Linked DNA regions of Homo sapiens: region 2 is linked to region 1. A link is an interaction called in ENCODE POLR2A ChIA-PET data of the cell type or tissue named here. Cell type or tissue: endothelial cell of umbilical vein. All regions are shown on one strand. Each heading gives the region's core, and the rest is flanking DNA. Links, peaks and the distances in the headings are about the cores only.

Region 1 (15,751 bases), core at 8,176-10,675:
GGAGGCTGAGGCTGAGGCAGGATAATGGTGTGAACCCAGGAGGTGGAGCTTGCAGTGAGCCAAGTTCACACCACTGCACTCCAGCCTGGGCGACAGACAAAGTGAGACTCTGTCTCAAAAAAAAACAAACAAAAAAACCCTGCTATTCTGAGTTCCTGGTTAGAGAGCTCATGTATTACTGCCTCATTAGAGTTAGTCACTGTTTTCTTGCTTTGTCCATTTCTTGCTTTGTCATAGTTCTCTGTTTGCTGTTATTTCTTGTGGATATATGTGTATGTCTTTACACTGAAGGATTATTTATTCCAGTCTTCTCTGTCTGGCTTGTTATTGGATATGTTTGTTTAGAGATTTTTTGTAACTTAACCTGTTGACTTATCTTTTTTTTAAATCACTAGGTCACTACCTCTTTTTCAACACTAGATGGCATCTTGGCCCCAGGTTTGTCTTGGCTTTAGCGCAGTGTTCCCCAACCTTTTTGGCCCCAGAGACCAGTTTTGTGGAAGACAATTTTTCCACTGACTGGGGTGGGTGGGTGGGGGAGGCGATGGTTTGGGGATGATTCAAGCACATTAAATTTTTTGTGCACTCTATTTCTGTAAATACATTGTAATATATAATGAAATAATTATATAACTCACCATAATGTAGAATCAGTGGGAGCCCTGGGCTTGTTTTCCTGAAACTAGATGGTCCCATCTGGGGGTGATGGAAGATAGTGACAGATCATCAGGCATTAGATTCTCATAAGAAGCATGCAACCTAGATCCCTTACATGGGCAGTTCATAATAGGGTGAGCGCTCCTATGAGAATCTAATGTTGCCGCTGAGCCTATAGGAGGTGGATCTCAGGTGGTAATGCTTACCTAAGTGGTAATGCCCGCTTGCCCAATGCTCAGCTCCTGCTGTGTGGCCTGGTTTCCTAACAGGCCATGGACCAGTACCAATCTGTGGCCCAAGAGTTGGGGACCCTGCTTTGGAGCACTGCCCTTCGCAAATGGAGGAGGTCCCAAATGGTAGAGGTCCCAAAAGGAATATCCTGGCAATGTGGGAAGGCTGACTAGGGATTTGTGCCCAGGAGACCTGTAGAACATACCTCCTATAGAGAGAAGTGCTGCTGAACAGCCACTCTGATTTGGTATCTCCTTTGGCTGAGTTACAGAGCAGAGAGTCCAGGGCTGAATATGGTAGTCCCACCTTGCTTTGTTTCTGTCTGTCTTTAGGGATGTTTCTCTCTTCAGGCACTCTTGATGCTTTCTGTGGGTTGAGGCATGGACAGGGAAGCTGGTGGTCTATTTTTTTTTTTTTTTTTTTTGGCGGGGGGGGGCATAGTTTTGTTCTTGTTGCCCAGGCTGGAATGCAATGGCATGATCTCGGCTCACTGTAGCCTCCACCTCCCAGGTTCAAGAGATGCTCCTGCCTCAGCCTCCCAAGTAGCTGGGATTATGGATGCCCACCACCATGCCCGGTTAATTTTTTATATTTTTAGTAGAGACGGGGTTTCGCCATGTTGGCCAGGCTGGTCTCGAACTCCTGGCCTCAGGTGATCCGTCTGCCTCGGCCTCCCAAAGTGCTGGGATTACAGACGTGAGCCACTGCGCCCAACCTGGTTGTCTATCTTGATATCACTTTTTCCACTTTAGAAATTGTGAGTTGGGGGCAGGTTTTCTATGTCCTTGGTCCCAGGAAGATTGAGGGAGGGGATGCTGCAGATGTGGAAGTCCAGTTTTCTTACCACCTTGTCAGAATTTTTTCCCTTCTCTGTGGTCCCAGGAACGGTCTCCTCTTCATACTTGAGTTCTGGGATTTTACTGGTGATAATCTTGGTGCTGTGTATTTGTGTTTGGTTTTCTGTGAGGAAGAGTGAAGCCAGCTTGCTTCTACACTGCCATTTTGGAACCAGAAGTCCCTATTCTTAGATACTTTATTCTTTTTGGTGCTGTTGTGAATGGAATTGTGTATTTCATTTTTACATGTTGTTTGTTTGTTGCTAGTATGTAGAACTAAAACTAACTTTCGTGTATTGATTGTGTATTCTGTGACCTTACTAAACTTGGTTATTAGTTCTAGTAGGATTTTTTATTTGATAAATGTTTTAGGATTTTCTTTTCTCTCTCTTTTTAAAAAAAAAAAAAACAAAAAAAAAAAAAACAGGATCTTATTCTGTCACCCAGGCTGAAGTTCAGTGGTGTGATCATGGCACATTGCAGCTTCGACCTCCCAGGCTCAAGTGATCCTCCCACTTCAGCCTCCTCAGTAGCTGGGACTACAGGCTTGTGCTAATTTTTAAAATTTTTTGTAGAGATAATGTCTCCCTATATTGCTCAGGCTGTTCTCAAACTCATGGTCTTAAGTGATCCTTCTATTTCATCTTCCTAAAGTATTGGGATTACAGGCGTGAGCCAATGTGCCCAGCCAGGATTTTCTATGTACAAGATCATATGTCCTACAAATAATGACAGTTTTACTTCTTCCTTTCCAATCTGTGTATCTTTGATTTCTTTTTCTTGCCATGTCAAACTGCTTAGAATTTCTAGTATAGGGTCTAATAGAAATGGAGGTTAGGCATGGTGGCTCATGCCTGTAATCCCAGTACTTTGGGAGGCCGAGGTGGGCAGATCACGAGGTCAGGAGTTTGAGACCAGCCTGGCCAATATGGTGAAACCCCATCTTTACTAAAAATCCAAAAAAAAAAAAAAAAAAAAAAAAAAAAAAAAAAAAAAGAAAAAAAATTAGCTGGGTGTGGTGGCGCGTGCCTGTAGCCCCAGCTACTCGGGAGGCTGAGGCAGAACAACCACTTGAACCTGGGAGGGGGAGGTTGCAGTGAGCTGAGATCATGCCACTGCACTCCAGCCTGGGCAACAGAGCGAGACGCTGTCTCAAAGTAAATAAATAAATAAATAAATAAAATAAAAAAGAAATGGAGAGAGTGGACATCCTTGTCTTATTCCTAATCTCAGAGGAAAAGCATCTCATAATTGACTATTAAGTATGATGTTAGCTGTATCTATGGTCTTTTGACATGTCTCTATCAAATTTTGACCACTTCCTTACTTTTTGGCAGCACAAAATATTCCATTCCCATCTCCTGCTCTCCCTGCCCCAACCTTGGAATCAGCCATTTTTCAAGGAGCTCTGGCTGCTTTTATTAACAGATAGTATTTAAAATACTATCTGTTACAGGTGTGCACCACCATGCCGGGTGTGGTGGCTCATGCCTATAATCCCAGAGCTTTGGGAGGCCAAGGCAGGAGGATCATTTGAGGACAGAGTTTGAGACCAGCCTGGGCAACATAGTGGAACTCTATTGCTATAAAAATAAAATAAAGTAAAAAATTAGCTAGGCATGGTGGTGTATACTGGTAGTCCTAGCTACTCAGGAGACTGAGGTGGGCAGATGGTTTGAGCCCAGGAGTCCTAGGCTGCAGTGAGTTATGACTACACCGCTGCACTCCAGCCTTGGTGACAGAGGGAGACCTTGTCTAAAAAAAAAAAAAGAATTGGCTGGGCACGGTGGCTCACACCTGTAATCCCAGCACTTTGAGAGGCCGAGGTGGGTGGATCACTTGAGGTCAGGAGTTCGAGGCCAGCCTAGTCAACATAGTGAAACCCCATCTCTACTAAAAATACAAAAATTAGCCAGGCGTCGTGGCGGGTGCCTGTAATCCCAGCTACTTGGAAGGCTGAGGCAGGAGAATCACTTGAACCCGGGAGGCAGAGGTTGCAGTGAGCCAAGATTGTACCACTACACTCCAGCGTGGGCAACAGAGTGAGACTCTGTTTCCAAAAAAAAAAAAAATTTCACAAAAGCTCCCAAATAACAAGACGGTTCTGTTTTACAAAAGAACATTGCTTGTCCTCGCTGAAGTTTTGTAGTGGAATAATTGTTGCCTATTCCTTGTATTTTTCTGCCTTCATCACAGCTTATGAAGGGGCAGAGGGGAGATAGATCATTTGGTGCCAGTGAGAATGAGAGTTGTAACTACCTTGCTGCAAACGTTTACTGGGAGCCACTGTGCTTTTTGTGTGCTTTATGCGAATTTTTAAACTTCACCTCCCACAACTTCAGTCGGGGTATGGTACTTCCTTTCTCTTGTCTTTCCCTGAACATTCCAGCTGTGCGGTTTCAGAGTTGCATGTGATTCACTACTGATCAGTGCTCTGATTGTCATGAGTCACCACAAGGCCGTAGCTGCTCATGCAGCCTGGCTGTGAGGAGGACCTAGATTGAGGAATTTAGCTACAGAAATAGGCTTGTTTTCTTCTAAACTTGAACTCTGCCTGCTATAGCTTAGTGTTTATACCCTGTTTGCCCCTTAAGCCCTCCTGTTCCCTAGGGATCCTGTGTAGGAACAAGAAACACATTAGATCATTGCTCCATAAAATGTTAGATTATTCAAAATATCATTTTTCAGGTGAGGTCAATTTATTGGCCCCTAAAGTAAGTTCCTTGCAAGCTGCTGATTGGAGGGTCAGCTGATGGTAGATCCTTTGGACTTAGTAACAGAGAGTAAGTATGAATGTCTTGAGCTATCTTTAAGTAGTATAAATATGTAGTTAATCCTTTATAATTTACATAGTCAGCAATTACTCTTTATAAGTTTAGATTTGTTTAAGTTGGGAGTTTTTGAAATGGGCTTCCAGTAGTAGCCAGTACATAGCCTTCTACATATGTAAATACCTTTTCTCCTGTTGTCTTTCTTTTGATGTTTCTTCCTAAAATACTTCCTGGGAGATGAGCAGTCTGCCTTTTGGATCCTAGAGGCGCACATATACACAAAGTGTGCATTATCACAGTACACTTAGAAATATAAGGGACACTGGGAGAAAGGTCTTCCAGGTGTCATCGTAGGAGGGCAGAGTATATCACAGGGAATGGGCTTGATGACTTTGCTGAAAATTGCCCTTCGAGTATGTGCTGTCGGTAGGGTCTGGGTGCCAGACATTATTTGCCTCTCTGGACTTTGACTTTATGGCAGAACTCACTATGTTAGCTTTTAAAACAAGGTTCTCACTTCCTTCACTTCTTAGATTTTGGGTCTTCAGAAGCTTTTTAAAGTTTGTCACTTGCATTCCTGTAGGGCAGTGGGCAGGATGCGGGAAAAGATGACCTGTGGCAGTGATTGGGGGTCTGGGACCCAAGCTGCCTGAATGCTTTAGTTAGGCCTCTGCCTCCCAACCATTTGAGGTTTTGATCTCATCAGGAATCTCTATAAGGAGAAGGAAGGAAGTTGTTTTTAGCAACCATCATTTCCCTGTCTTAACGTGACACTACTTCTGAACCTCAAACACTGAAACTAGGTTGGAGCATTTGTATGTGATACTGTCGTGAGTGATACTGTTTACTTGGCATTCTTGAAGTTACTCTCTGCAGAGTATCTGATGCAACAAATTTGTCTTTGCTTGGTAATTCCTAACACAGCCATCTTATCCAACCTTGGATATCTCTTACTAACTTTGGAGCTATTTCCCAGAAAGAGAGTTACAGAAACATCCTCTCACCTGCTTGGCCCTTGAGTCCAGACATATTTCTTTAGGAAGACAGTGGCCCTTATCCAACTTGCTATACTACACATCATGGGGACTGTATTAGTTCGTTCTCGTACTGCTATAAAGAAATACCTGAGACTGGGTGATTTATAAAGAAAAGAGGTTTAATTGGCTCATGGTTCTGCAGGCTGTATGGGTAGCATGGCTGCGGAGGCCTCAGGAAACATTCAGTTGTGGCGGAAGGGGAAGCAGGCACGTCTTCACATGGCCAGAGCAGGAGAGAGAGAAAGCAGGGTGGTGCTACACACTTTTAAACAACCAGATCTCATGAGAACTCACTATCATGAGAACAGCAAGGGGGAAATCCGCCTCCATGATCCAGTCACCTCCTCCAACATTGGGGATTACAACTCAACATGAGATTTGGTGGGGACACAAATGCAAACCATATAGGGACTATGAGAGGAGACAAGAAGTGGGAAATGACCATTGCAGAGATATGAGATCTGGAATACCTTAGAGAGAAGAGAATCCACTCTACTCTAGTACCTGCCCAGGTGTGTTGTTTAACACTTTGTCTGGGAGCAGGCCACCTGCAGCTTCTGAGGAGGGTAGGCATGTATCCTTGTCCTCCCTCTTCCTCTTTTGGATTAAAAGCCAAGCCAGCTGGGTGTTGGGCTATTTGTGTTCATGTGCTTGGCACTGAGGGTTCATGTGGTGGGATGTAGCAAGGCAAACATTGAGCAATGTGTGTGCAAAAGGAAGTGTTGTGCAGTGAGTGCCTGTGGCTACAAGGGAGAGTGGGATTGGCTGTGGTGTTGATGAGAAGTCAGTGATGTGCTTTTAGGGACTTTCCACAAAGGGCCTTGGTATAAACATGGAGGAGTGTTTCCAACCTGGCTTTTGTCTGGTACCTAAAGATTAAAGATAATGGAGGGGATGGAGTCTAAATATGTGTTTCATTCTGTTTAATAGGCATTGTAGACTCAGACAGATTTGAGTTTTAATCTAGGCACTGCTACTTATTGGTTATTTAATTATAGGAAAGTTACTTAACTTTTCTGAGTCTTGGATTCATCATCAGTAAACTGAATGTAAGGTTTTTTTTAGGATTAAATGAGATAATATGGATAAAATGCCTAGCATGGTACCAGACATTCATTAGGTGCCCAAACTAGTATTCAAGTTTGTTTCCCCTTCATTTACTGTGCTTTTCCAGTTTGTTTACTCAACAGAATATTGAGCACTTCCTGTGTATCAGTCACTGTGTTGGGGACATCAGCTGGAGGAGAATGTGCTCCTTGCTCCTAGTGTGATGAGTTAGTTCATTGTTGAAGCTAATGTTCTGTGAGCAGTGATGGTGGCATGCGCAGAGGTGAGGCATCCTGTTCAAACTCAGGAGTCAGGGAAGACTGCCTAGGTCATGTTGCAGCTGATTTTTTAAGTTGGGTGAAGAAGAAGAAAGGGCTCCAGGAACAGCACTTGTAAGGGAATGAAGAGCTGAGCTAGCATGATGCACGTGGGAATCAATAGTGGGGCTGTTTTTCAGGGGGACCAGCCTGAGTTTTCATTTCCCTAGGCATTCTCCTACCACTTTGGTATGTCTGTTGTGTTGCATTGGTGGGGAAAATGTGGCTTCCCGAAAGAGGATTAAGTGACGGGATTATGAATTATTTTGAGTGTACTTAATACACATGCATGCGTGCTTGTAGTCTCGTAAAGTGAATGGCAGGATTTGACTTTTCCCTTTGTCTCTATGCTTCTCTACCACAAACACACGCTGTAATTGTTCCAAGCACGGTATTTCCATAGTTTGGATTTGTGTGGTGGTCCATTTTCTGTAACCTCATTTTGAGGTGACTGGCCTCAAAATCCAGTTTTAGCATTTATGCTGTTTTTAGCTCATTATCATTTTGAATATTGGCAGTGCTGCATTGTGATTTTTTGTACTCCCCTTGAGAAAGAGTCCATGTAGGTCAGCCTTTGCAGGTAAAGAGGGCGATATCCCATGGCTTCTGCAGTGTTTGTTGGTGGTATTCATTCGTGGCTGTAGACAGGAATCTTAGTTCTTCCTTGGCCATTACACTGTTAATCAGAATACAAGGTACTCTCCCCATTTTTGCATTTTAAATATAACTTAAGCGAAAAAACCATCTCTCCTAGGGCTGGGTTCAGTGGCTCAGGCTTGTAATCCCAGTTTATTGGGAGGCTGAGAGAGGAGGATCGCTTGAGGCCAGGAGTCGAGACCAGCCTGGGCAGCATAGTGAGATACCGCCACTCCCTATCTTAATAAAAAAATTTAAAAAAATCAACTGTGTGTGGTGATGCATGCCTGTGGTCCCAGCTATTTGGGAGGCTGAAGGGGGAGGATCATTTGAGTCCAGGAGTCTGAGGCTGCAGTGAGCCATGTTTGTGCCACTGCATTCCAGTTTGGGTGACAGAGCAAGACCCTCAAAACAAAACAAAACCTCTCTGCAAATTCCTTCCCTCTAGCTACTCTGAAAACACACTTGATGAGAATGTCAGGATTCCATTCAGAATTATCCCAGACAAATGACTCCTTTTTTTTTTTTTGAGACAGAGTCTCACTCTGTCACCCAGGCTGGAGTGCGATGGCGCGATCTCGGCTCACTGCAACCTCCGCCTCCCGAGGTCAAGCGATTCTCCTGCCTCAGGCTCCCAAGTAGCTGGGATTACAGGCACCCTCCTCCGTGCATGGCTAATTTTTGTATTTTTAGTAGAGAGCGTTTCACCATGCTGGCCAGGCTGGTCTTGAACTCCTGACCTCGTGATCCACCTGCCTTGGCCTCCCAAAGTGCTGGGATTACAGATGTAGCCACCGTGCCCAGCCTTTTTTTTTTTTTTTTTTTTTTTGTGAGACAGGGTCTCACTCTGTCACCCAGGCTGGAGAGCAGTGGTGCTATCTTGGTTTGCTGCAACTTCCACCTTCCATGCTCAAGCGTTTTTCATACCTCAGCTTCCCAGGTAGCTGGGACCACAGGCATGCGCCACCATACCTGGCTGATTTTTGTATTTTTTGTAGAGACGGGGTTTTGCGATGTTGCCCAGTATGGTCTCAAACTCCTGAGCTCAAGTGATCTGCCTGCCTCAGCCTCCTAAAGTGCTGGGATTACAGGTGTGAGCCATTGCACCTGGCCACGAATGACTTTTTACAGTTTTTGTTATTTCCCCCAGATGCTGCCATGAAAGCAGGCCCACCTTTCCTTACTGGAGAATATTTTGTGAATTTGATTTAGAAAGTAAGTGACCATGCTGAACAGTTTGAGACCCAGAAGGCTGGCTTACAGGTTTTGTATTAAAGGAAACACTGATTGAGAAGATGCAAAAGAGACAGGCTCTTCCTCCCTGAGATCAGCCCAAACTTAAGCCTGGGCTTTGGAGTAAAGAAAGCTTCTGTCCTCTTCTTACTCCCTGAACTCTCCTGTCCCAGTATGGCTGCTGGAAATAAAGTCACTTTAAGTAAAAATAATGCTGGTGTTTAGTTCAATTTCCTTTCTTCTTTTTCCCACCAACACACAGGATGGAATTTAAATCTGTATAGTTAGCAGAGATGAAATTGCTGTCTCAGCTCCAGAATAAACTCCGGGATCAGCAAGGGAATTCTCTTCTCCTGTCTGAACTTGTCCTATTTAACCATGAAAAGCAGACTAAATCAGAGGCAGCTGAGTTGATTTAGGGAGCAGTAGATGTAAAATGAGTTTTTCAGATCGTCTTTTTTTTTTTTTTTTCTGAGATGGGGTCTCACTCTGTTGCCCATGCTGGAGTACAGTGACACCAGCTCAGCTCACTGCAACCTCTGCCTCCCAGGCTCAAGCGATCCTCCCACCTCAGCCTCCCCAGTAGCTGGGACTTCAGGTGCACGCCACAATGCCTAGCTAATTTTTGGTAGTGACGGGGTTTTGCCATGTTGGGCAGGTTGGTCTTGAACTCCTGGGCTCAAGCTGGGATTACAGGTGTGAGCTGCCTCACCTGGACTCAAATAATCTTTAATCTTTCAGAATTGATTTATGAGAAGGAAGATACTGAGTCCTCTCTCTCACTTCAGATTTGCTTTATTCCTAGCCACACTGGTTTTGGGTGAGGGAAGGTAGCCCCTCATGGAAAGTTGTGGGCGGTGAGACAGAAAGATGTATTTTTTGTTGGAGAGAGAGGAAAGCTTTCTGAGTGACAGAGTGGGGACTCATAAGCAGCTTCACAGTGGTGGTGGCACCTCAGTGTTTTAGTCCGTAATGAAGCCAGCTTTGATCCTATGAGGGCAGTAGGAAGATCATTGAAAACTCCCTGGAAATCTGGTGTTCTTCTCCCAGTGCCCCAAATGACGACCAAGACTGGTTGCCCAAAAATGCTGAAGTGGGACTGTACTGCTTACCTGAGGACCACTGTAGCATGGTGTCCGTTCTCCTGGCACTGTAACATTTCCTATCATTTCTCTCCACTTCAGACTGACAGACTTCAAGGATGCAGCTGCTACTACCGGAGGTGTGTGGCACCTTACCTCAGCAAGGCCATGAGACCGTGTGGCCATGATGTGGGCCCCTCATGGCCTCAGCAGGAACACAGCACTATAGTATTGGCCTCCGCCAGAAAAACAGCTTCAAGCAGAGTGGTCCCTCAGGCACAGTACCTGCCACGCCACCTGAGAAACCCTCGGAGGGCAGAGTCTGGCCTCAGGCCCATCAGCAAGTGAAGCCAATCTGGAAGCTGGAAAAGAAGCAAGTGGAGACACTGTCAGCAGGGTTGGGCCCAGGCCTCTTGGGCGTCCCACCCCAGCCAGCATATTTCTTTTGCCCCAGCACTTTATGTAGCTCTGGGACCACGGCTGTCATTGCAGGCCACAGCAGTTCCTGTTACCTACACTCTCTCCCGGACTTGTTCAACAGCACCCTGCTATACCGCCGCTCCAGCTATAGGCAAAAACCGTACCAGCAACTGGAGTCTTTCTGCTTGCGTTCGAGCCCGTCAGAAAAAAGCCCTTTTTCTCTCCCTCAAAAGAGCCTCCCTGTCAGTCTCACTGCCAACAAGGCCACTTCTTCCATGGTCTTCTCCATGGCCCAGCCCATGGCCTCCTCATCCACAGAACCATACCTCTGCTTGGCAGCGGCTGGGGAAAACCCTTCAGGGAAGAGCCTGGCCTCTGCCATCTCAGGGAAGATCCCATCTCCACTCTCTTCCTCCTATAAGCCCATGCTGAATAATAATTCCTTCATGTGGCCAAATAGCACGCCAGTGCCTTTATTGCAGACCACACAGGGCCTGAAGCCAGTATCGCCACCCAAGATCCAGCCTGTCTCCTGGCATCATTCAGGGGGTACTGGAGACTGTGCACCGCAGCCTGTTGACCATAAGGTGCCCAAAAGCATTGGCACTGTCCCAGCTGATGCCAGTGCCCATATCGCCTTGTCTACCGCTAGCTCCCACGACACATCCACCACCAGTGTTGCCTCTTCCTGGTATAACCGGAATAACTTAGCCATGAGGGCAGAGCCACTTTCCTGTGCTCTGGATGACAGCTCTGATTCCCAGGATCCAACTAAGGAGATTCGGTTCACTGAGGCCGTGAGGAAATTGACCGCAAGAGGCTTTGAGAAGATGCCGAGGCAAGGCTGCCAGCTTGAACAGTCTAGTTTCCTGAACCCCAGCTTCCAGTGGAATGTCCTCAACAGGAGCAGGCGGTGGAAACCTCCTGCGGTAAATCAGCAGTTTCCTCAGGAGGATGCTGGATCGGTCAGGCGGGTCCTCCCTGGTGCCTCAGATACCTTGGGGTTGGACAATACAGTCTTCTGTACCAAGCGTATCAGCATTCACCTCCTTGCCTCACATGCCAGTGGGCTCAATCACAACCCTGCCTGTGAATCTGTAATTGACTCCTCAGCATTTGGAGAAGGCAAAGCTCCAGGTCCCCCTTTTCCTCAAACTCTTGGCATAGCCAACGTGGCCACCCGCCTCTCTTCCATCCAGCTGGGCCAGTCTGAGAAGGAGAGACCTGAGGAGGCCAGGGAGCTGGACTCATCTGATAGGGATATTAGGTATGTTGGCAATGTTTTTGGTTCATTTAGAGCAGTAGAATGTATATACCATAATTTGGGGTGGCACCGACCCTGTACCTCTGAAGGTTGGTTTTATTTTTTAGCTGCCCTAGAATTTTTGGTTTTCACTTCAGGGCAAGGGTTGGGAAACTATAGCTTGCAGACCAAATCTTGCTTGTTGCCTGCTTTTGTAAATAAAGTTTTGTTGGAATGCAGCCTTGTCCATTCATTTGCAGTTGTCTGTGGCTGCTTTCTTGTTACGATGGTAGAGCTGAGTAGTTGTGATAAACCGACTGGCCTGCAAACAAAAATATTTACTCTCTGGTCCTTTAGAGAAAGAGTTCGCCAACCCCTATTTTAAGTAAAAACCAGGAGAGAAATAAGAATTGTGAGCACCAAATGTTGAAGCCTGTGACTTTCCTACTTTTTCCAAACCAAATGAGGTTCTCAGTCATTCTTGGCATGACAGCCATTTATAGTTAGGGCACACACATAGTTGGCTCCTTCTGTTGTGTTTTGTTATTTTCCTGGGAACTTGGTCCACTAAGGCCTTTTTCTGAGTTCCCAGAGAGTGGCCTAGGGACATTTCAAGTCAATTACCAGATATCCATTGATGGTTTTTTAGATGTAGAATGTTGTACTTATATGCTATGAGGGACACCAAAGAAAATGGAAAACATAGTGCCTCTTTGCAGAATGGGAGATGTAAGGTTGAGGAGCTATGCCTAGACCTAAGCTTTGAAGACAAAAGAAATGAGTTGTGAGGTCCAGGCAAGAAGTAGCAGATTGGTAATGGAGAAGGGGCAAATACTGGGAGATGATGAAGGAATGAGAATCTAACTGTGACCTCTTTGATGGAGTTGACTAGGCTGGGGGCATGATTCTTTCTTTTAGTTCAGCTACTGACCTCCAGCCAGATCAGGCTGAGACTGAAGATACAGAAGAAGAACTAGTAGATGGTTTGGAAGACTGTTGTAGCCGTGATGAGAATGAAGAGGAGGAGGGTGAGTAGGAAACCCTTTCACTTCCAACTAGGAGTTGGTTATGACCTGTTGGGCAGGGGGCTGACAATTGTGTACTAGGTCCTTGACTCACATTACCTACATCAGTCATTTGCTTTGGGGGTCTTAAGTGGGGGTAGTGCCTTCTAGAGGACTTGGGTCTCTAGTCCTCCTGTCCCACTGGTCTTACCTTCCCGCTGCTTCTGTTGAGGAAGGCAGTGCAAAGCAGCGGGGTGGTGCTTGTGGCTCCCCAAGAAGGGTTGAGCCCAGGATATTCAAGGAAGAGTTGCCTAGGCTTGGTAAGTTTGTGCTGCAGCCTCTTCTAGTCAGAATTTCTCTGTTCTTCCTTCCTCTAGGAGACTCAGAGTGCTCCTCATTAAGTGCTGTCTCCCCCAGCGAATCGGTGGCCATGATCTCTAGGTAAGTGTGGCTGTATAGATCATTGTTACATGCTCATCTTTTGTCTCTTAAAGATTATAAAGAGATAAACCACTCAAGTCATTAATGGCCTGGAGAACTCTAATGCATTTTTACCAAATTTTTATGTTTGCGACTTTAGTTTTTGAACAGGGAGTAATGGGGGGCCAGAAGCACATCTCATCTGTGGGGCTTAAAAACAGTATCATGGGCCAGGCGCAGTGGCTCACACCTGTAACCCCAGCACTTTGGAAGCTGAGGCAGGCGGATCTCCTGAGGTCAGGAGTTCGAGACTAGCCAAGCCAACATGGCAAAACCCTGTCTCTACTAAAAATATAAAAATTAGCAAGGTATGGTGGTGCACACCTGTAATCCCAGCTGCTCGGGAGGCTGAGGCACGAGAATCACTTGAACCTGGGAAGTGGAGGTTGCAGTGAGCTGAGATCGCGCTGCTGCACTCCAGCCTGGGTGATGGAGCAAGACTTTGTCTCAAAAACAAAACAACAACAACAACAACAGTATAATGGGCTGGGCGCAGTGGCTTATGCCTGTAATCCTAACACTTTGGGAGACTAAGATGGGTGGATCACTTGAGGCCAGGAGTTAGAGACCAGGCTGGCTAACGTGGTGAAACCCCATCTCTACTAAAAATGGAAACAATTAGCTGGGTATGGTGGCACACACCTGTAATCGTTGGCCTCCCAAAGTGCTCGGATTATAGGGCTGAGCCACTGCACCTGGCCCTAACTTTTAATTAAAACCTGTATATCACTGGGCTTGACCAATATATGGAGCACCCAGAGTCGGGTTGTTTTTCTTTGCATCAACCCTGCCTTAGATGAAGCTAAGAAGAAAGTGAGCCTTCTCTGCCTCGTTTAGCATGGACAAGACAGGCTGCATCTCTGTGAAATGTTATGGTGTGGCAGCAGCACACCAATTTTAGAGCCCCTAACCTGCAAGGTGGAGACAGAGCTGTTTGGAAAGTGGGAGCGAGAACTGGGATTCTCTGTGAAGGTGGATAGAAATCCCATCACGGGCACCCTGAGTCTGATGCATAAATTGTCACTTTCAGCCCAACCCATCCTCCTTCCAGAAAAGCAGAACTACTTCAGGTTATATATATTGGATATTGATTAAGTACCTCCACTCTTCATAGGAGAAAGATATTTGACATGTAATTGATTTGGAGTCCTACCTTTTTTACACTTAAGGGCCTACTTCAGGACTGCTACACAACCCTTTAGCCTTCCTGATATATAAGATAAAATTCACAAAAGGTGTTTGTTAATCATTTGCTCATTAATTAATTAACTTCTACAAATTGCACATAACTTTTTCTCTATATGAGGCTTAAACATAATTTTCAAGAAAATGGAAATATATATTTTTATTTTTTAGAGTCAGAGTCTTGCTCTGTTGCCCAGGCTAGAGTGCAGTGGATCCATCATAGCTTACTGTAACCTCGAACTCCTGGGCTCAAGCAATACTCCTGCCTCAGCCTCCTGAGCAGCTGGGACTACAGGACCACCCACCACACCCAGCTAATTAAAAAAAATTTTTTTTGTAGAGTTGTGGGGGAAGGTCTCATTATATTACCCAGGCTTGTCTTGAACTCTGGCCTCAAGTAATCCTCTTGCTTTAGCCTCCCAAAGCACTGAGATTAGTGGTCTGAGCCATTGCACCTGACCAAAAATGGAGATAGATGAATTCCAAACCACTTTGCATTTTAAAGATGAGTAAAATACTTTTGGATTGCTAAAATCTTATTTTTTCTCTATTATGAAACATTTGTATATTATGGAAAATTTGGCAACCACTGAAAAACAGAAAAATCATTGGAAACACTACCTGTTTCTTTACACAGCAGTACTTTCATTGCATTTCCTGTTGTTGTGCTCTAAGAATCATGTAATTTTAGAGATGGAAGCCATCAAGTCCAGTGTAAATATTGAGGACCAGAGAAGTGAAGCAGCTGTTCCAAGGTCATAGTTTCTAGCATGGCTAGACTAGAAGCCAGGTCTCTTGAGGAGAAGTTCAGGATTCTTGTGAGACAACTCACAAGGGTTTTTTGTTTGTTTTTTAAATTAAGCTTGTGATATTGAGATAATTATAGATTTCACATGCAGTTGTAAGAAAGAATGCAGAGAGGTCCCCTGTACTGTCTACTCAGTTTCCCCCATTGGGTAACATCTTGCAGAAGTACAATATAGTACACTTGGGATGTTGTTAACATTGTTAGAGTCAAGATATAGAACATCTTGCCGGGTGCAGTAGCTCACGCCTGTAACCCCAGCACTTTGGGAGGCTGAGGCAGGTAGATGAGTTGAAGTCAGGAGTTTGAGACCAGCCTGGCCAACATGGTGAAACCCCATGTTTTACTAAAATACAACATATTTTACTAAAAATACAAAAATTAGCTGGGCGTGATGGTGGGCGCCTATAATCCCAGCTACTCGGGAGGCTGAGGCAGGAGAATCACATGAACCTGGGAGGCAGAGGTTGCAGTGAGCCGGTATCGTGCCACTGCACCCCAGCCTGGGTGACAAGAGCAAGACTCTGTCTCAAAAAAAAAAACAAGATACAGAACGTTGTCATCACTGTAGGAATTCCTCCTCCTCCTACCCTTACTCTCCCATCCCCTCCTTAACCCCCTGGCAACCACTAGTTCTCCTTTTTGTCATTTCAAGAATGTTACACAGATAGAATCACAGCAGTATGTCACCTTTTGACATTGACGTTTTTTCATTCAGCATATTCTTTGGAGACTGACCGGGGTTGTTGCATGTATTAATAGTTCTC
Region 2 (15,751 bases), core at 5,762-8,261, 130 kb before region 1:
GTGAGCCGAGATTGTGCCACTGCGCTCTAGCCTAGGTGACAGAGTGAGACTGTCTCAAAAAAAAAAAAAAGGAAAAAAAAAGTATCAACAAAAACTCTACCGTAAACCTCTCAATAAAATACTATATTATTTATGAGACAAGGAATTAAACACATTTGTCCACTATCAATCACACCTCCATTTATCAGCCAGTAAAAAAAAAGATTTTAAAGGAAAAGAAAAAAACCCTTGGTATTTGGTAACATGACTGTGTACATAGATAACCTGAAATAACCTACAAACCCCTAAAAAGTAATAAGTGAGGCCGGGCGCGGTGGCTCACGCCTGTAATCCCAGAACTCTGGGAAGCCGAGGTGGGCAGATCACGAGGTCAGGAGTTCAAGACCAGCCTGACCAACATGGTGAAATCCCATCTCTACTAAAAATACAAAAATTAGCCGGGCGTGGTGGCACATGCCTGTAATCCCAGGTACTCAGGAGGCTGAAGCAGGCTTGAACCCGGGAGGCAGAGGTTGCAGTGAGCCAAGATCACGCCACCGCACTCCAGCCTGGGCAACAGAGCAAGACTCCATCTCAAAAATAATAATAATAAGTGAATTTAGCAAGGTCACAGACTATAAGGTCAATATACAAAAAAAAAAAAAAAAAAAGTCAAATATGGCCGGGCACGGTGGCTCAAGCCTGTAATCCCAGCACTTTGGGAGGCCAAGGCGGGAGGATCACAAGGTCAGGAGTTCAAGACCAGCCTGGCCAAAATAGTGAAACCCCGTCTCTACTAAAAATACAAAAATTAGCTGGGCATGGTGGCATGTGCCTGTAGTCCCAGCCACTTGGGAGGCTGAAGCAGAAGAATCGCTTGAACCCAGGAGGTGGAGGTTGCAGTGAGCCGAGATCTCGCCACTGCACTCCAGCTTGGTCAACAGAGTGAGACTTTGTCTCACAAAAAAAAATAAAAAGTCAATTATATGTTTTCATATACAACAATAAATAGAAAGTAAAATTTCAAAAATAGTTTATAAAGCATAAGAAATCAAGTAGCTAGAAATAGATATATCAAATAGTGTGTAGAACCTTTACATTGAAAACAATGAAACATTGTGGAGAGAAATTAAAAAGCTATATAATTGAAGGATATATCATCTCCATGGATTGGAAAACAAAAATACTATGAGGATGCCAATTCTCTCAAATTGATCTGCTTGTTAAACTCAGTTCTAAGTAAAATCCCACCAGGTTTATTTTTCTGAAAATTAGTAAGCTGATTCTAAAATTTTGCCCGAAGAGCCGAGGATATTTTTTTTGTTTTGTTTTTGAGACAGGGTCTCTGTCACCCATGTTGGAGTGCAGTGGAGTGATCATGGCTCATGGCAGCCTCACTCTCCTGGGCTCAAACAATCCTTCCACCTCAGTCTCCCAAGTAGCTGGGACTGTAGATGTGCGCCACCACACTCAGCTAATATTTTTATTTTTTTTTTATATTTATTTATTTTGAGACGGAGTCTTGCTCTGTTGCCCAGGCTGGAGTGCAGTGGCACAATCTCAGCTCACTGCAAACTCCACCTCCCGGGTTCAAGAATTCTCTGCCTCAGTCTCCCGAGTAGCTGGGATTACAGGTGTCCGCCACCATGCCTGGCTAATTTTTTTTGTTGTATTTTTAGTAGAGACAGGGTTTCACCATCTTGGCCAAGCTGGTCTTGAACTGCTGACCTCGTAATCCACCCACCTCGGCCTCTCAAAGTGCTGGGATTACAGGCGTGAGCCACTGCCCTTGGCCATATTTTTATTTTTTGTAGAGACAAAATCTTACTATGTGCCCAGGCTGGTCTCAAACTCCTGGGCTTCCAAAGTGCTGCGATTATAGGCATGAGCCACCGTGCACGGCCAAGGCAATCTTAAGAAGAAAATTGGAGTTCTTCCTTTAACTTTCTTTTTTTTTTTGAGAGAGAGTCTTGCTCTGTCACACAGGCTGATCTGCAGTGGCATGATCTCAGCTCACTGCAACCTCTGCCTCCCGAATTCAAGCAATTCTTTTTTTTTTTTTTTTTTTTTTTGAGACAGAGTTTTGCTCTTGTTGCCCAGGCTGGAGTGCAATGGCGTGATCTTGGCTAACCGCAACCTCCACCTCCTGGGTTCAAGCGATTCTCCAGCCTCAGCCTCCTGAGTAGCTGGGATTACAGGCATGCGCCACCACTCCCAGCTAATTTTGTATTTTTGGTAGAGATGGAGGGGGAGGTTTTCCATGTTGGCCAGGCTGGTCTCAAACTCCTGACCTCGTGATCCACTTGGCCTCCCAAAGTACGGGGATTACAGGCGTGAGCCACCATGCCCGGCCTCAAGCAATTCTTGTGCCTCAGCCTCCCGAGTATCTGTGATTACAGGCATGTGCCACCACGTTCGGCTAATTTTTTTATTTTTTGTAGAGCTGGGGGTTTCACCGTGTTGGCCTGGCTGGTCTCAAACTCCTGGCCTTACATGATCCGCCCACCTCAGCCTCCCAAAGTGCTGGGATTACAGGCGTAAGTGAGCCATCACACACAGCCACTTTCCTTTGACTTTCAACTTTTATTTTATTTTTTGAGACAGAATCCTACTCTGTCACCCAGGCTTGAGGGCAGTAGCATGATCGTGGCTCACTGCAGCCTCTAACTCCTGGGCTCAAGTGATCCTTCCATCTCAGTCTCCCAAGTAGCTGGGACTAAAAGAGAGTGTTTACTTTTTTGTAGAGCCAAGGTCTTGCTATGTTGCCCAGGCTGGAACTTTTTTCTTTTTTTTTTCTTTTTCCTGAGACAGAGTTTCACTCTTGTTGCCTAGGCTGGAGTGCAATGGCGCGATCTCGGCTCACCGCAACCTCCGCCTCCCAAGTTCAAACGATTCTTCTGCCTCAGCCTCCTGAGTAGCTGTGATTAGAGGCATGTGCCACCACGCCCGGCTAATTTTTTATATTTATTAGTAGAGACAGGGTTTCTCCATGTTGGTTAGGCTGGTCTCGAACTCCTGACCTCAAGTGATCCACCCGCCTTGGCCTCCCAAAGTATTGGGATTATGGGCGTGAACCACCGCGCCTGGCCTTTTCTTTTTTTTTTTAGTAACACCTTTTTGTAGATGTGACTTTTTTTTTTTTTTAAGGCGAAGTCTTGCTCTGTCACCCAGGCTGGAGTGCAGTGGCAATGGCGTGAACTTGGCTCACTGCAACCTCTGCCTCCTGTGTTCAAGTGATTCTCCTGCCTCAGCCTCCAGAGTAGCTGGCCTTACAGGGATGCACCACGATGCCCGGCTGTTTTTTTAATTTTTAGTAGGATGGAGTTTCACAATGCTGGCCAGGCTAGTCTCGAACTCCTGGCCTCAAGTGATCTGCCTGCCTTGGCCTCCCAAAGTGTTGGGATTACAGGCATGAGCCAGCGTGCCCGGCCTGTAGACATGACTCTTACCAGTAGCACATACTTATATTTTGTTTTGTGACCTTTTCTGAAAGTTTTATTTCTTGGTGTAAAATACTATTTGTATTTTTTATTCTACTTTCCATCATCTTGTTCTCTGGGGTTTTTAATACCACCTTGTTGCCCACTCCCCACGCCCACTTAAAGAATTGAATAGCAGAACTGGGACTCTGCTTTTAAATTTTGTTAGAATGGAGGACTGACCATACACACACACACACACACACACACACACACACACACACACATATATATATATATATATACACACACACACATATGTATATTCTCTGGTCTTTTGAAGTTATATATCCTGGCTTTTAATTCTACAGGTGGTCTCATATTGATTTTTTTTTTTTTTTTTGAGACACAGTCTCGCTCTGTCACCCACCCAGGCTGGAGTGCAATGGCACCGTCTCAGCTCACTGCAACCTCCGCCTCCCAGGTTCAAACAATGATCCTGCCTCAGCCTCCTGAGTCGCTGGGATTACAGGCATGTACCACCATGCTTGGCTAATTTTTGTATTTTTAGTAGAGACCAGGTTTCACCATGTTGACCAGGCACCAGGCTGGTCTCGAACTCCTGACTTCAAGTGATCCACCTGCTTCGGCCTCCCGAAGTGCTGGGATTATAGGCATGAGCCACCGCGCCCAGTCCTTTTATTTTTTTATTTTTATTTTTATTTTTATTTTTTTTGAGACAGAGTCTCGCTCTGTCACCCAGGCTGGAGTGCAGTGTTGCGATCTCGGCTCACTGCAACCTTTGCCTCCTGGGTTCAAGCGATTCTCCTGCCTCAGCCTCCTCCTGAGTAGCTGGGATTACAGGCACGTGCCACCATGCCTGGCTAATTTTTATATTTTTAGTTGAGATCGGGTTTCACCATGTTGGTCAGGCTGGTCTCAAACTCCTGACCTCGTGATCTGCCCACCTCGGCCTCCTAAAGTTCTGGGATTACAGGCGTGAGCCACCGTGCCCGGCCCTGATTTTTTTTTTTTTAAGAGACAGAGTCTTGCTATGTTGCCCTGGCTGGTCTGAAACTTCTGTACTCAAGCAATCCTCCTACCTCGGCCTCCCAAAGTGCTGGAATTACAGGTGTGAGCCACTGTGCCTGGCCTTATGTTGATGATTTTTAAATGGAATTTACTGTTTTGAGTTGCATTTTTGATCAGGAAGGAGTTGGGCTTTATTTCAGAAGTTTGAGTAGTTTGGTTCGATAGTCTGGGGAACTGATCTCAGACTTTCCAGCCTGAGTGTCCTGACAAGCGGAGACATTTAATTGGGTGGCATCTGCTCTGGATGTCAGGAAGAAGGTCTAGGCAGGCCTGGGTGGCAGGGCGAGAGTACCATGTTTAGGTCTTCCTCTTTGCCAGCTGCTGCTTCATTTCAGTTTAGGGCTTCTAGGCTTTTCCTGGGCATGGTTCCCAGAAAGTCCCTCTGCTGCTACTGCCCTGATCAGGTTTCTGGATCTGTTAATAATAGACAACAGTGGGGGAAGGGGCAGCCAGGATCATGGTGGAAATAGGAATAACCATACCAGATGGACATTTACTGTGCCCAGGGGGCCCTGTCTGTCTGCTCCCTCCCTCTGTTTCATGAGAGTCCTGCAGTGGGCATGCCTTGGCACTCTGGAACCATACTAACCTTGTGAAAGTCTCCAAGTCCCTGCCCCAAAAATCAGAACATATGGGCTGAAGAATACTGTTGTATTCATGGGAACATTGAAACAGAATATTTGAGATCTAGACTCTCCCAGAAAATCCACTATGAGTGATAACACCCCTCACAGATTACCCAAGAGGGAAGGAGGTTGGGCAGCATTAAATTGATGCAAATAGTGACTCAGAAAGATGGTATATAATCTGGGGGTATAGAAGAGGAGTGTGGACTGTGAAGGTGAGGCTTGGAAAAATAAGCTGGCCATGTTGGGGAAGTAGAAATGGGAGAGCAAGACAAGCATGTAAAACAGGGCCTCTATTAAGTCAAATCTGAAATCAGCACAGTTTAAACTACGATGCCCCCCAATCTTCCTGTTCCCCATGAATGGCCTCCCTCCTAATGTGTCCCCTTCCTTCATACTACTACTCTTCTATCAAAACCTGCTCTCAGTAAAGAATATAGACAACCCAACCTAGGTATAAATTATTTAAAATCTACTTTGACCTTAGGATTGAATTTTTAAAAAATTATTTATAATCGGCTGGGTGCAGTGGCTTACGCCTGTAATCCTAGCACTTTGGGAGGCCAAGGCAGGTGGATTGCCTGAGCTCAGGAGCTCAAGACCAGCCTGGGCAACACGGTGAAACCCCGTCTCTACTAAAATACAAAAAAAAGTAGCTGGGGGTGGTGGCATGCACCTGTAATCCCAGCTACTCAGGAGGCTGAGACAGGAGAATTGCTTGAACCCGGGAGGTAGAGGTTGCAGTAAGCCAAGATCACGCCATTGCACTCCAGCCTGGGCAACAGCGAGACTCTTATCTCAAAAAAAAAAAAAAAAAAAAAAAAAAATATATATATATATATATATACACACACACACATATACATATACATATATGTATATTTAAAATCATTAAGCCTTCAAAAGTTAACACAGATATATGATATTTTAAATGAGACCTAAAAAAATAAATTTAAAAACACATATAGAAAATATATCAAGAGAATGTATAGCTTAATAAATTATTAAGTGAAGACCCTTGTTAGCACTTAGAACTAGAAATAGAGTTTAGCTAGCTATGCCAGAAGCCCCCTCTGTGTCCCATCTCACCACAATTCCTCCCCCTCCCAACAGTAACCACTATCCTGACTTTTATAGTAATCACTTAGGAGGATTTTATTTTAATGGGACTAAAAAATGTAGCTATAATCACTAATGGTAAAATATTAGGCAGTTGAGGGATGCTTGTGGAAACCATGATAGGCAGCCAGACGTCAGCACACTTAAAATTACACCATTTCACACAGTTCCCCTCTGAGCCTATGCTTCATCTCTGCACACATCTTTATAAACATGCATGTATGTCCTGAAGGTGCTACCTCCATTCTGAGGGCTATGACTTATAACCCAGAGGTGCTGAACAGATGCTTGTAGGAGGAACGAATGGATGTTTAAAAAAAAATGAGCTGTTTCACACGTTCATCTATGCATTCTTTCAATATTTAATGAGTGCCTAAAATATACATAGATTCTAACCTATCTGTCCCTCTACATTCTATCATCATTCCTGTCCTCCCCTTCTCCTCGTCTTCCTCTTTTCCCATCTTATTTCTTTCTTTTCCTGTGGGACGGAGCTACAGTGAGTGCCCTGCAGGCAGGATTCAGAGATACAGGAGCAGGCCAGTGGAAACAGACACTATGGAAAGGAGCCAGATTAAATAAGGGCAAAAACAGCCGTATTACATGCAGGAACCAGAATGAAAAGCAGTGATTCACAGAGCACTGCAACTGAGGACACTCCCTTCACTTTGAGAGCTACTGCGGGATTGGGGTCAATGAGGGCTGGCATCAAGATGAAGGGCAGCCAGGCTCCTCCCTGGAGATGTGCTGCCCTTAATCCTTCTCTCCCCACCCCACCCCCACTACTCCCTCACATTGACCAGTGTCCTGGGCCTTTAAGAGTTGGATGGGCTGGACTGGAGAGAGCTCACACCTCTCCCCTTCTTACTGCTTCCCTCCGGCTATAACTTGCCAGTCACAGCAGCCAGCTGCTGTAGAAGAGGGGAGGAAACAAGCCAGTGCAAGGGGAGCAAAAGAGAAAAGGAGCCAGGCTGGGCTTCCTGATCCCACAGCATCGCAGAGCTCGGGAGGCACAGCTCACAGACACAGGAAACACAGGACTGCTATTCTGCTCTCCTGCCCACGGTAAGGATCTGGAAGCTCTGACTACCCTCTGCTCTAAGCTCTGTCTTCCCTGAGTCCCTACCTCTGCCCTCTAGATGCTTATCCACCCTGATTAAATTGTACCCTAGACTCCTTTCCTCATCCCAACAGCTCTACAGGGCTCCCACCTCCTGGTTCTCTCTAGCTTATCCTCCTTTATCCTTACAGCTTTCCTCCTGGCTGTGTCAGTCGCCCTTTATATGAGGTACCTCTTAGCTTATGCAGGGCCAGAAGTGCCAACCCTAGCCACTCCTGAGGTGAACTCCACCCCCAATAAGGGAAGAAAAAATTGGAGTAGCTAAGCTTTAGCATAGATTCATTAACAGTTTGTTGAGGGTTGCAAAATAGGGGTTGGCCAAGAACCATGGGGAATCAGAGATCCCTGGTAATAGAGAGAGTTATGAAAGTCCCTTAGAAAGTTCTCTAAAGAACTTGTTCTTTGCCTATTCCATGGGCCAGAGCAGTTTCTTAGTGCACCAGAGTGCTACGTTGGTAAGAAAACCTACTTCTAGTTCTGCCTGTGCCATTAACTAGCTACGGGACCTGGAGCCACAACTTCCAGATCTGTGATACGAGAGAGTTTAGGGTTTCCCAGACTTGCCTGTGTACCAAGTGTACTTGTTAAAAATAAATATATTATTGAGCCCCACCCTGGGTAACTCTGATCTGGTAGATTTTTGGGTAGGGCTAAGGATCTCAATTTCAAGACATTCCAGAGGCTATTGATGTAGCTGGGAATGTCTGGATTAGATGTGTTATAAAAGAACTGGCCGGGCGCGGTGGCTCACACCTGTAATCCCAGCACTTTGGGAGGCCGAGGCGGGTGGATCACGAGGTCAGGAGATTGAGACCATCCTGGCTAACATGGTGAAACCCCGTCTCTACTGAAAATACAAAAAATTAGCCGGGCGAGGTGGGTGGCGGGTGCCTGTAGTCCCAGCTACTCGGGAGGCTGAGGCAGGAGAATAGCGTGAACCCCGGGGGGCGGAGCCTGCAGTGAGCCAAGATCGCACCACTGCACTCCAGCCTGGGCGACAGCGAGACTCTGTCTCAAAAAAAAAAAAAAAAAGAACCTTCAAGCTCCAACATTCTGTGACCTGTGACCAGAGCCAATTTGTCCTCTATATGAACCAGGTTAGGCATAATCCTTCTCAGAAGCAAGGGAGTAGACAAAATGATTCTCTTCTTTCTTGCCCCTCAGAGAGACCTGAGACACCCTGAATCCCACTGTAATCTCCTTGGTGCCATTGGTAACTCTGCCAAAGTCCATCTCTAGGTGACATGAAGTCTCTTAGAAATTGAGGACCAAATTGCGCTCTGCAGCTCTGGGCTACTTCCCATCTCATTTTGTGTCCCTATTTTCGTATCTGTATTAGAGAGGTAATTACCATATCATTGAAGATCTCCATATATGTGTCTATGAGTTAATATTTAAGACCAACCTTTCTTATTATCAGATGTCATCCTCTGTGTTTTTCCCAGTGCCCTCACTCCCAAACCCTTTGTTCCTTCTCTTCTCATTGCACCTGCATCAGCTGTGGGCATCCTTCCCATTCTACCATTAGACACCAGAGGAAACAGCAAGACCTAGAATACCTAGGTTCTAACTCACATTGTCTGGGCAGTTTGTTTGGTCAATCTCCTAGGATACAGAGAAAAGTGAGGCTGAGCAGAGGGACACGCATGCTACTGAGTTCTGAACCCAAGTGTCCTCCCTTCTGGACCACAGTCTCAAAATTCTCAAAGGAGATGAGACTCAGAGCCATTGCGAATTAGTGGAGTCAAAAGAGGGAACCAACTGGAAGAGGTGATGGGGAGAAGGGATGAGGAGAAGGAAGAGAAGAGGAGAGACTGACCTAGGTGAGCAAACAGGAAGACAGAGGATTAAGAGAGAGAGAGAGGTGGGGATGGGGCTGGGCATGATGGCTCACGCCTGTAATCCCAGCACTTTGGGAAGCCCAGGCAGGAGGATTGCTTGAGGCCAGGAGTTTAAAACTAGGGCTACACAGGGAGACCCCATCTCCATACAAAACAAATAATAATTTAAAAAAAATTTTTTTTATAGTGAACTGGGAAGAAAGGAAAAGGACCAGGTCAGGCATGGGATAGGGAAAGGAAAGAAAATGAGATGAAAGAGGCTGGGCATGGTGGCTCACCCCTGTAACCCCAGCACTTAGGGAGGCTGAGGCGGGTGGATCATCTGAGGTCAGGAGTTTGAGACCAGCCTGGCCAACATAGTGAAACCCCGTCTCTACTAAAAATAAAAAAAATTAGCCAGGCGTGGTGGCACACACCTGTAATCCCAGCTACTTGGGAGGCTGAGGCAGGAGAATCACTTGAACCCAGGAGGCGGAGGTTGCAGTGAGCCAACATCATGCCACTGCACTCCAGCCTGGGCGACAGAGTGACACTCCGTCTCAAAAAAAAATAAATAAATAGAAATAAAGAAAATGAGACCAAAGAAAAGCAAGACTATTCAGAGTACAGAGGGAACAGAAAGTGATGGAGAGGAGAGACAAAATACCAATGTCCCTTATTGATTCCTAGCCTTGCTTCAACTGTTTTCTAGAGAAGGCCCTTTCCAAGAGCAGAGTCATTGTGAGATCCTTGAGCTGGTTGTATGGAGACCTGGGTTCTTTTTTTTTTCCTCCTGCCCAAGACAGAGTTTTGCTTTTGTTGCCCAGGCTGCAGTGCAATGGCGCCATCTCGGCTCACTGCAGCCTCCGCCTCCTGGGTTCAAGCAATTCTCCTGCCTCAGCCTCCCAAGTAGCGGAGATTATAGGTGTGCACCACTACTCCCAGCTAATTTTTGTATTTTTAGTAGAGAAGGGGTTTCACCATGTCGGTCAGGCTGGTCTCGAACTCCTGGCCTTACATGATCTGCCCATCTCAGCCCCCCAAAGTGCTGGGATTACAGATGTGAGCTACCGTGCCCGGCCAGAGACCTTGGTTCTAATTCCAGTTCTGTCACTCATTAAATGACTCTGGCACTAATTCTTTTTACTTCACCTAACCTTTCTAGTCCTCGGGCTCCTTTTCTATAAAATGAAGTCCAGCTCTGACCTTCTATGGCTCCCTGATTTGAAACTGGCCCTCTTATGACCACATGTCAGTCATGTGAATACAGATTTAAAATAGTGATTCATGAATGGGAGAAGGATTGGAAGAACAAAGCCAAGCTTTGGGGTTAGAAGAATTGGACAAAGGAGGAAAAAATAATTTTCTAAGGCAGGTTTGAGAGGAGGGAGTCTCCAAAGTAAGGGTGTTCAGGCACTTGGGCTCGGTTCTCAGGCTTCCCATGTTTCAGGACATCATTGTGAGGCTCCTGGACACAGGCGTAAGGGAAGGTAATGCAATCTTCTTGCAGTCCTAAAGTTCACCACATCCTAGAGTCCCTGTGTCCCAGAGGTGGGAGCTAAAATTCAGATAGGAGATAAGCCAGGATGTTGGCAGAAGAGGTTAGACTTCAGCCCCAGGCCAATTCACTCTCCTAGAGTCTGAGGACCTAAGAAATTTTTGTTGTTGTTTTTGAGAGAGTCTCACTCCGTCACCCAGGCTGGAGTGTAATGGTGCAATCTCGGCTCACTGCAACCTCTGCCTCCTGGTTTCAAGTGATTCTCCTGCCTCAGCCTCACGAGTAGCTGGGATTACAGGTGTGCACCACCACAGCCGGCTACTTTTCGTATTTTTAATAGAGACGGGGTTTCACTATGTTGGCGAGGCTTGTCTCAAACTCCTGACCTCAAGTGATCCACCTGCCTCAGCCTCCCAAAGTGCTGGGATTACAGGCGTGAGCCACCACACCCTGCTAGACCTAAGAGAGGTCTGTTGCTTTCTTTTCTTTTCTTTTCTTTTTTTTGAGATGGAGTCTAGCTCTGTCGCCAGGTTAGAGTGCAGTGGTGCGATCTTGGCTCATTGCAACCTCTGCCTCCTGGGTTCAAGCGATTCTCCTGCCTCAGCCTCCCTAGTAGCCACCATGCCCAGCTAATTTTTGTATTTTTAGTAGAGACAGGGTTTCACCATGTTGTCCAGGATGGTCTCGATCTCTTGACTTTGTGATCCACCCGCCTCGGCCTCCCAAAGTGCTGGGATTACAGGCATGAGCCACCGCCTTCGGCCAGGTCTGTTACTTTCTACTTCAGTCTTCACATAGCTTCTGTAAGCCTCAGATTCCAAACTGCATCCCCACTCAGAAAAGCAGAGATGATTTTCTGGCTCTCAGGAAACACTTTGGGTCCCTTCGTCCAACCAGAGGTTTCTTCTGGTCTCCTTCAGGCACACACATTCAGCATAAGCCAGCAAAATCTTTTCTTCCTGAAATTGTTTCCTGACAGACTTCTTCTCAACCTTCCCCTCTCACTCTGGATACCTATACATTACTACCCATTTAGAGAGGCTTCTCTAGGCGGGGCAGAGTGGCTCACGCCTGTAACAGCACTTGGAGAGGCCAAGGTGGGCGGATCACCTGAGATCAGGAGTTGGAGACCAGCCTGGCCAACACGGCAAAACTCCGTCTCTACTCAAAATACAAAAATTAGCCAGGCGTGGTGGCTCACAGCTGTAATCCCAGCTACTCAGGAGGCTGAGGCAGGAGAATTGCTTGAACCTTGGAGGCAGAGGTTGCAGTGAGCTGAGATGGTGCCATTGCACTCCAGCCTGGCGACAGAGCAAGACTCCATCTCAAAAACAAAAAAAAAGAAAGTCTTCTCAAGGTCTTGTATTCAGGGAAGCTGTATTTTCAGTGACCCCCCCACATTCTCCCTGAAGGCTTAGTCACTACTAGGTGACTTTATAGGGTCTTCCCACAAAAGAGACGTAGGGCACTAATAGGCTGTGTGACCTGAGGCAAGTCGCATCACATTTCTAGACTTCTGCTTTTTCATCTGTAAAATATAGGGAGTTGAACTAACTGCATGATGTTTTAATGGAACACTAACTGAATGATTGCTCTACAAATTTTTAAAGTTCTTTTAAGATGTGCACCACTGTCAAAATTTTAAACTTTTAAATTAAGGAACATGGCTGGGTGAGGTGGCTCATGCCTGTAATCCCGGCACTTTGGGAGGTCGAGGCGGGTGGATCACCTGAGGTCAGGTGTTTGAGACCAGCCTGGCCAACATAGTGAAACCCTGTCTCTATTAAAAATACAAAAATTAGCTGGGTGTGGTGATGGGTGCCTGTAATCCCAGCTACTTAGGAGGCTGAGGCAGGACAGTCGCTTGAACCCGGGAGGTAGAGGTTGTAGTGAGCCGAGATTGTGCCATTGCACTCCAGCCTGGGTAATAAGAGCAAAAGTCTGTCTCCAAAAAAAAAAAAAAAAAAAAAGCACATAACATTTTTCAGGTAGAGATACCCTTTAAAAAAAAGAAACTCACAATATACTTCTATTCAAATGTAGGTTCTTTGCTTACACAAAAGCATAGAGCTTTATGTTTTATGAGATTTGTCTGTTTCAGCACGACCTGGTCAAGAATGTTTTTTTGTTTTTGCTTTTTGAGACAGTCTTGCTCTGTCACCCAGGCTGGAGCTCAGTGGTGTAATCTCAGCTTACTGCAGCCTCAACCTCCTGGGCTCAAGTGAGCTTCCCACCTCAGCCTCCCAAGTAGCTGGGACCACAAGTGTACACTACCACACTCGGCTAATTTAAAAAAATTCTTTGTAGAGATGGAGGTCTCAATATGTTGCTCACACTGGTCTCGAACTCCTGGGCCCAAGCAATCCTCCCTCTTCAACCTCTCAAAGTGCTGGCATTACAGCATGAGCCACTGTGCCCAGCCAAGAATTGAGTATTTCTATAGGGGCATAGCTAGAATCAGTGTGGCCACATATCAAATTTTCTAGTCCTTTTCAAGGGAAGTTTGTTGTCAGCTACTAGGACAACTTAACCAGGTCCTATATTTCACAGCATATATCTTTTCTTCTTCTTCTTCTTTTTTTTTTTTTGAGATGGAGTCTTGCTCTCGCTCTGTTGCCCAGGCTGGAGTGCAATGGCGTAATCTCGGCCCACTGCAACCTCTGCCTCCCAGGTTCACACGACTCTCCTGCCTCAGCCTCCTGAGTAGCTGGGATTACAGGTGCACACAACCACACCCGGCTAATTTTTTGTATTTTTAGTAGAGACGGGGTTTCACTATGTTGGCCAGGCTGGTCTTGAACTTCTGACTTCATGGTCCGCCCGCCTTGGCCTCCCAAAGTGCTGGGATTACAGGCTTGAGCCACCGCGCCCAGCCTTTTGTATTTTTTTAGTAGAGACAGGGTTTCACTGTGTTAGCCAGGATGGTCTCAATCTCCTGACCTCGTGATCCACCCACCTCGGCCTCCCAAAGTGCTGGGATTACAGGTGTGAGCCACCGTGCCCAGCCTTTTTCCTCTTTTTATTGAGACAGAGTCTCGCTGTGTCGCCCAGGCTGGAGTGCATGGCACAATCTTGGCTCACTGCCAACCTCTGCCACCCAGGTTCAAGCGATTCTCCTGCCTCAGCCTCCCAAGTAGCTGGGATTACAGGTGCTTGCCACCATGCCCAGCTAATTTTTTTGTATTACTAGTGAGACGGGGTTTTGCCATGTTGGCCAGGCAGGTCTCAAACTCCTGACCTCTGGTGATCCGCCAGCCTCGGCCTCCCAAATTGCTGGGATTACAGGCGTGAGCCACCGCACCCAGCCAACAGCCTATATCTTAAAAGAGGTACCCTTTTTTGGTAGGTAGAGAAAATTTGAAAATGTAGTTCTGAGACTTGTGTAACTTATTTGGTCCATTAAAACTGTGAGAATAACTATAAAGGAAAGGTATAAAATATGCTTTACCATGTGAAGGTAGAAGAAGACAACTAAGTATTGTTAAAGAGAAAAAAGAAAGTCTGGCCGGGTGCAGTGGCTCACGCCTGTAATCCCAGCACTTTGGGAGGCCGAGGTGGGCGGATCACGAGGTCAGGAGATTGAGACCATCCTGGCTAACACAGTGAAAACCTGTCTGTACTAAAAATACAAAAAATTAGCCGGGTGTGGTGGCACATGCCTGTAGTCCCAGCTACTCGGGAGGCCGAGGCAGGAGAATCGCTTGAACTGGGAGTTGCAGTGAGCTGAGATTGCACCACTGCACTCCAGCCTGGGTGACAGAGCGACACTCCGTATCAAAAAAAAGAAAAAGAAAAAGAAAGTCTGCACTAGCCCCTCAGGAGCTGGACAGTCTATGTGGGAGCATAGATAGAGAGGACTCCCAGAATAGGGAAGCTGAAAGGATTCCACCTGGAAATGAGAAGGCTAGGGTGTGAAGAGATTCTAGTTTCTGAAAGGGACATCCAGCAAGATGTTAGTTCCTAATAATGAGAGGGTGGGGAGTGAGCAAAATGTGGCACTAGTAGACTGTGGGTTATTGGGTAGGAAGGGGGTGCTGGGCGGAATCTTTGGTTTACCCTTCTCTGAAGATAGCCATGGGAAATAGCAGAGGCTCTGGGATCAGACATATCTTGGTTTAAATTCTGATCCTTATGTGATTTGAGGCAGGTTTCTAAACCTATCTAAAGTGTCAGAGTCACTAAACTCAAAATTAGAAGCAAAAATCAGCTACAGACTATCTTCAAGATTCACCCAGAGCCCTTTGCTCTTCCTTGCTCCTTTAGGTGATCTGGTGCCAGCTGGTGGAACAGTGGGTGATGGCGTCCCTGCTGCAAGACCGTGAGTGCCGGGGCCCCTGCAGGGGAAGAGGCCTTAGTGTACAGCTCAGGGAAGGGAAGGAGGTTGGACCCCTGTTCCAGAGCTCTCCCTGGGCCTGCTACCCTCTCTGCTGGCTACCTAACCCCTGCTTTTCCTGACCTAGAGCTGACCACTGATCAGGACTTGCTGCTGATGCAGGAAGGCATGCCGATGCGCAAGGTGAGGTCCAAAAGCTGGAAGAAGCTAAGATACTTCAGACTTCAGAATGACGGCATGACAGTCTGGCATGCACGGCAGGCCAGGGGCAGTGCCAAGCCCAGCTGTGAGTGACCTGGATAGTGGGGGGTGGATACATGGGTGGATAGAGGCCTGAGGAGCCCGGCAGGGGAGGGACCAAAGTCCTACGATAGTGTGTGTTTGTGCTGTCCTAATTGTGGCTATATCTGAGCCTGTAAAAGGAGATCATAACAGTACTTGCCTCATAAGGCTGTTATGAGGATTAAATTAGTTATTGTATATAAAAGGCTTAGAAGAGTCCTGGAACATAGTAAGATGTAATAAATCATTGGTTACATCTTGTTGTTATTATAATAAGACCATGATCTTGGGCATCAGCCTGCCTGAATTAAAGCCCTGGCTCTGCCACTTTCTAACTGAGTAGCTGTGGAAAATCAAGTAGTTAAGCTATGGCTGGGCATGGTGGCTCAATGCCTGTAATCCCAGCAATTTGGGAGGTTGAGGCAGGAGAATTTCTTGAGACCAGAAGTTCAAGACCAGCCTG

What was found. ChIA-PET counts read pairs that join two places held together with the same protein. Peaks named below come from ENCODE experiments on the same cell type or tissue, not always from the same donor. Only the 100,000 strongest peaks of a DNase experiment are listed, where the experiment ranks them.
Region 2: POLR2A ChIA-PET joins it to region 1 with 7 read pairs; 2 of 35 experiments call an interaction of 5 or more read pairs at or near these places.

What each region holds. Positions count from the first base shown.
Region 1 is chr2:218,727,630-218,743,380 of GRCh38, forward strand. It overlaps TTLL4 (tubulin tyrosine ligase like 4), which reads left to right. Exons shown (of 20, transcript NM_014640.5): 3 at 9,950-11,534; 4 at 12,429-12,538; 5 at 12,892-12,955. The coding sequence starts at 10,048. Among named protein-coding and RNA genes, the nearest start is that of TTLL4, 25 kb to the left of the region's middle. In endothelial cell of umbilical vein, for the core only: no CTCF peak of the experiment used is centred there; no DNase peak of the experiment used is centred there.
Region 2 is chr2:218,600,771-218,616,521 of GRCh38, forward strand. It overlaps PLCD4 (phospholipase C delta 4), which reads left to right and starts at 7,129. Exons shown (of 16, transcript NM_032726.4): 1 at 7,129-7,300; 2 at 14,937-14,991; 3 at 15,134-15,292. The coding sequence starts at 14,970. In endothelial cell of umbilical vein, for the core only: no CTCF peak of the experiment used is centred there; a DNase peak (open chromatin) is centred at 6,841; H3K4me3 peaks cover 323 bases.